2 separate regions of the Homo sapiens genome follow, and region 2 is linked to region 1. The links are chromatin contacts, found by Hi-C or POLR2A ChIA-PET in ENCODE. All regions are on one chromosome and are shown on one strand. The core of a region is the stretch at or near the end of the contact, and the rest is flanking DNA. Distances in the headings are between cores, read along the strand shown. Region 1 has its middle 75 kb from the start of LINC02013. Region 2 has its middle 55 kb from the start of GMNC.

What was found. A loop is a pair of places that touch in the nucleus more often than their neighbours do. ChIA-PET counts read pairs that join two places held with the same protein, here RNA polymerase II (POLR2A). Pooled maps may share reads with other maps.
Region 2: a map of heart left ventricle shows a loop between it and region 1 (11-fold over the local background). The contact joins two enhancer-like sites. A Hi-C loop is called at or near these places in 8 of 168 maps with a recorded cell type or tissue (Right ventricle myocardium inferior, cardiac septum, heart left ventricle and 2 more) and 6 of 50 pooled maps. POLR2A ChIA-PET finds 5 or more read pairs at or near these places in 1 of 52 experiments (OCI-LY7).

The regions. Positions count from the first base shown.
Region 1 is chr3:190,772,554-190,775,477 of GRCh38, reverse strand. No RefSeq gene overlaps it. Among named protein-coding and RNA genes, the nearest start is that of LINC02013, 75 kb to the right of the region's middle. Within about 2 kb of position 1,422, at least 2 of the 41 ENCODE cell types and tissues checked have a DNase peak (open chromatin) inside an H3K27ac peak, as active enhancers do.
Region 2 is chr3:190,806,433-190,809,356 of GRCh38, reverse strand. No RefSeq gene overlaps it. Among named protein-coding and RNA genes, the nearest start is that of GMNC, 55 kb to the left of the region's middle. Within about 2 kb of position 1,501, at least 5 of the 41 ENCODE cell types and tissues checked have a DNase peak (open chromatin) inside an H3K27ac peak, as active enhancers do.

The DNA of each region.
Region 1 (2,924 bases), core at 173-2,672:
TTTTAAGTGATAGAAACACACAGGATTGACAGCTCAAAAAGCCAAACTCCCTGACTAATGACTCCTAGCTTGTACAGCATTTCTTAGCTCAGTTAATATTATAAATATTATTTCAATCACCCAGGAAAAAGCCCCCATTTTCCTTAAAACTACTTTCTCCATTGTCATTTGCAAACCCTTTCATAAACACCTGACTTCAGTCGGCTACCCTTCTAAACCATGGTTGACGTTGGTGCCAATGTTTTAAATAAAAAATGCAAATCTAGTTATATGAGTTCCTTGCTCAGAAAAACTGATTATGCTTTGATTGCCTACGGAGATAAACACTTTGTTTTTTTTAACTTGGTATATAAAACTTTCTGAAGTATTGCTTCAACACAAGTTTCTAACATAGTATCATGCAGTATCACTTGAAAAGTTTGCTATTTATTTATTATTTAACTAATATTATCTCAACAAAGAAAAACTAAAACATTTCTCATTTCTTCTATCCTCTTCCCTCCAGGAACAGAGATTAAGTAGGCCTTGGATTATCTAGCTCCAGGCTATTTTCCTCACTAGAAATAACTGGTAGTTATTTTGCACTTCTTGTCTCCAAGCTGAAGGTGGAGCTGATCTAAATCTATTCTCACCATGCACAGTCAGTCTTTTGGAGGGTTAGGCCTTTGAATAAATTAGGTTGAATTATCTACATGGAAGGCCTGGGGACTGTACAAGAGCAGAGTAACCCCAGAAACTGGTTAGGTGTTCTTTTCTTAACAGCTTGATAGAAAATAATCATGTGTTCCTTTAGAAGCTATGGTCAAAGGACTACAGCACTGGAGGACAGTTGAGGACCCCTGTATGTTATATAAATGCAAACCATGAAGGTCATTGTCACACTCCACCAAGAACACAATGTCTAATAAACCAAATAATGCACTAATACTAACAAAAGTAACCCAAGACTTAAGACCTCTCCATATGTTCATATTACTTAGGGTTACGTAATTTCCAGAAGGGGAAAAGAGTCCATTAAAAAATTGATGATTAAATGACACCAGTTAGAAGGCAGAATAGGAAGTCCTAGTCTTCATTCTCCACAGAAATATTGATGTAACAATGATATGCAGATCAAAGTACAGTTACAAGAAGTCTAAAATCAAATTAAGAGATTGTAGTACTCTAACCAAGCACAAAACTGAGAACAATCACATTGAAATGAGTAAGAACAATTTCACTTTACCCGTGTTAACCTTTCCCCGAACTGGCACAGTTCAGTGCTGAGGGAGATTGTCTCAGTCTGCAATTTCTCTCTCAGGGGAAAGAGAGATCGGCGTGCCCATGAAATATCTCTGACCTTTTTGTGCACTGCCTGAGAGGCTGGTTTCTGTCTTGCCTCACGAACACCTGTGAAACTGGCATAGTTCAGAGCTGGCACAGCTCTGCAAGATTGAGAAAAAGGGCAGAAACTGAGGCCTTACCAAGGCCGAAGGGAGAAGAGTAAAGCTTACCTCCAATGCCCTGGCCTCTCCGTGTGTTGCCTGAGGGGCCAGCTTTTGACTCAACCCACACGGACCACTGACAGAATTGACACCATTTGGTGAGGCTTGCTAAGAAAAATGGAATAGGGGTGCATAGCTTGCTGTTTGAGAGACCCTCAGAATCTCTACCCAGGCTTATTGGTGAAGGTTTTCACTATTGAAAACACTTTGTTAAGACTGGGAAAGGTGGCTGCTTATGCAAATGCACAGACACCAAAGCAAAGCTACAGGGAATAGAAAGAAACAGAAACATGACATAAGCAAAGAACAAAATAAATCTTCACTAGCTGACCCTAAAGAAGTGAAGCCCCATGAATTGCCTGTCAAAGAATTAAAAATAATAACCTTAAAGTAGCTCAGTGAGTTACAGAAGAACATAGACAACTAAATGAAACTGGGAAGATAATACATAAACAGAAGAAGAATATTAACAAAAAGAAAAGATAAATAAGAACCAAACAGAAATTAGGGAGCTGAGGAATAAATATCAGAAATGAAAAAATTCAATAGAGGGATTCAAGGGCAGAAATGATCGAGCAAAAGAATTAGTGAGCTTCACACCAGGTGCCTTGACATTATCTAGTCAGCAGAAGAAAAAGAAAACAGAGAATGCAGAAAGTTTAAGGAACTTAGAGGATATCATCAAGTGAACCAATATACACATTTTGGAAGAATCAGAAGGAGAAGAGAATGAGTAAGGAGCAGCAATTTTTTAAAAAGAAGTAATGGTCAAAAACTTCCCAAATCTAGGGAGGGAAATGGGCATGAAAATCCCAGAGTTCAAAAGGACACAAATAGAATGAACCCAAAGAACTCTACCCCAAGGTATAGTATATTCAAATGCCAATAGCCAAAGTCAAAGAGAAAAATAAGAAGAAGAAAATGACTCATCACATACAAGGGAACATCTATAACCCTATTAGCAAATTCTTCAGCAGATATCATGTAGGTCATAAGAAAGTAAAATGATATATTTAAAGTCCTAGGGGTGGGCAGGACCTGCCAACCGATAATATTGAACCTGGCAAAACTTTCCTTCCAAAATGAAAGAAAGATAAAAATATTGCCAGAGAACCAAAACTGAGGGAGTACATCGCCACTAGAATTGTCTCACAAGAAATGTTAAAGGAAGCTCCTCGAGTTGAAATGAAAGGTTGCCAAGCAGTAACATGAAAATATAAACCTCACTAGTAAAGACAAATATATAGACAGAACAGAATACTATAATAGTGATAAAGTTAAAATACAAAAAGTATGAAGAATAACTGTAACTACAGAAATATATGAAATGGATACACAATCTAAAAATATCTAATAGTGATATCAGTAACATAAAGTGTGTGTGCATTGCGGGGGAACTAAAAATGAACGGTTTTTCTATGCAATGAAACTTAACTTTTT
Region 2 (2,924 bases), core at 252-2,751, 34 kb before region 1:
AAGGGTGGGGGCATCTTAGTAAATAAAAGGAGACATAAAACCTACCACCAAATTCCTCCGCTTCCACTATTCATTTTGAAGACTTTCATGTTTAGTATTTAATGGGTACAAATATAATTGATCACTTTAAGTCTTTGTTTATTTGTACAGATTTAAAAAACAACCAGAACAGCTGCCTCTCTGCTGACTCTGTGGGGTAAATGTTCCTGGTCAGTGACCTGAGAGCAATGTAGACCCATTTAGAATAGAAACTTTCCTCTTCATACTTTAATGTGGCTTCTTAGAAAAGCATTAAAATTTGAGCCCTCTCTGGAATCACCTGTTGTTACTAGGAGAACATTGCCCTTGAAGTCAAGCAGGCATCTCAAGAAGAATTGTAGGAGTAGAAAGGGTACGTTTTTAGAGTAACCTTTTGGTCGTGTTACCTTTGGATTCTGTTATGTTCAATACACGTTTACAAGAACCTATTATTGAGATGGCTTATAAAAATTAAGTAACAAAACTGATCCATGTGAAGCGCCTAGCAGAACACTCAGAAAATGAGGGCTAATATAAATGCCAAAATGTATATTATCACTAAGGTAACAAGTATTTATATAGAAATTTTAGAAAATTCGGATAACAGCAAAAGTAATAAAATCACCTGCAATCTTATTCCACAAGATAATCTCTGTTAATGGTTCCAGTCATTTTTCCTAAGGAAGTTATTATAATAATAATGATGGATTATATAATTACATTTTGCAAGTGCTTCATGATACCAAGATAACCATCCCTGAAAAATTTGGTGTAAAGAGTCTAAGAGATTAAGACGTTAGTGTATTCTGCAGTGAGTTAGCTCTATGACCTCGAGTGCTTCTTTTGTTCTCTGGTCTTCATTTTTACCTCTATAAGTGTATAAGTAAAGCTATGTAATCACTAATGACTTTCTCCACTAAAAATCAAAATTAGAAACAAAAGCCCTATTATCTTTCTTTCTCTTTGTTTCAAAATTTCATCCTGGTATTCGGAGATATAGACAGGAATGAATTGGCTATTGTTGAAACTCTGATTTCTTAAAAAAACAAAAAGTAAAATGAATTCTTATATACATTTAGATTAATGGTAATGTGTACAGAGTGGTAAACACACACAAGCATGTACATGCACACACACATATTCTTGGAGGTACTAGTCACCAATAGGTCAAAAAAGGTACTCATATGTAAGACTGACACTGTTTCAGGAATCAGAGAAGCCATTTGCACTTGGTCTTTTAACTTGTCAGTGAAAAATTGATGAGTTGTGCCTATACAGGCACTGAGCTAAGGTCAAACTACCCTTGAAGAGACAGGAAGAAAGAATAAGTGATTTATAGATAAGGCCGGTAGCCTTGGCACCAGGAGCTTTTGTTTTTTTTAGCTCTAGTCACTGAGAGAGGAGTGCGCCTCAGCAGGCACAAAGTGTTCCCCAAACAATGATAGACACACGCCAAATTGGAGCCCAGCCAGGTTCCAGCTACCACACTGAATCCCTACTTGCTGCCCATAGGCATACACAAAAGGCAGGCCCAGGTTGACACAGCCTCCCAGGTAAGGACCAAAGCTGCTATTTGTCATCACTAAACAAATGGGCCATTCTTTCTCCTGCTCTCTAGCAATGGCAGTGAAACTTGCCTAGAAAAAAAATAATGGGACAAAAAAACAACTCAAAATTCTGGGCTTTAGGTAAGAGTGAACTCCCTCCCTTCAACTCTATTACATTAAGAAACATTGCTGAATTCTGCTAGTTACTTTCTCTGTCATCTTGAGTATATATTTTTCTAAATAGTTATATAAACATTAACCTAGTAGCTGTTTTCTAATTATGAAAATAATTCTTGTCATTGTAGATGATGCAGAAAATCAGAAGAATCCAAGAAAGAAATTAAAAGGTCTTCATAATTCGGACACTAGAGATAGCCACAATGGTCATTTTAGTGTGTACAATTTTGACAATTTTTCTGTGTGTGGTGATTGTGTATGTGTGTGTAGTGTGGACACACAGATGAGTAGGTGTGATGAATCACTGTTTTCCATAATTGGAAACATATCATACATAATATCTCCTACTGTTTTACTCAACATTACATCATGAACATGTTTGCAGTCATTAAGTTATCATAAAATTGTGAAAATAATATCTTTTGAGTTATTACAAGTGTTCAATAAATAAATGTAAAAGGATGGTCATGGTGGCTCATGCCTGTAATCCCAGAACTTTCGGAAGCCAAGGCAGGTGGATCATCTGAGGTCAGGAGTTTGAGACCAGCCTGGCCAATATGGTGAAACCCCATTTCTACTAAAAATACAGAAATTAGCCGGGCATAGTGGCTCATGCCTGTAATCCCAGCAATTTGGGAGGCTGAGGCAGGCAGGTCATGGAGTTGAGGCATTTGAGACCAGCCTGGCCCACATGATGAAACCCCGTCTCTACTAAAAATATACACATTAACTGGGCGTGGTGGCACACGCCTGTAATCCCAGCTACTCAGGAGGCTGAGGAAGAGAATCACTTTAACCCAGGAGGTGGAGGTTGCGGTGAGCTGAGATGGTGCCACTGCACTTCAGCCTGGGTAACAATAATGTAAAAGCTCCTATATTGTGGCTTCTGGCTGATAGTAATCACTGAAATAATGTTAACTTCATTAGAATCCAATCAACTTGAAATATTTCTTTCTGTTTTAAATACCCAAAACTATATAGCAAAACTGTCCATGAAGAGATGGGAGAATGATGTTGCGGAATATCACAGGCTAAAAAGCAGTGACCCTAGCTGGCTGATATTTCCTCCCATCTCGTCTTAAAGAATGTGCCAGATTATACTTGAGAAGAGTCCACTGGCAAAGAAATTATTAAATACTAACACAGCTCATTCTATTGTCTCGCAGCTTGAGTCACCAGAAA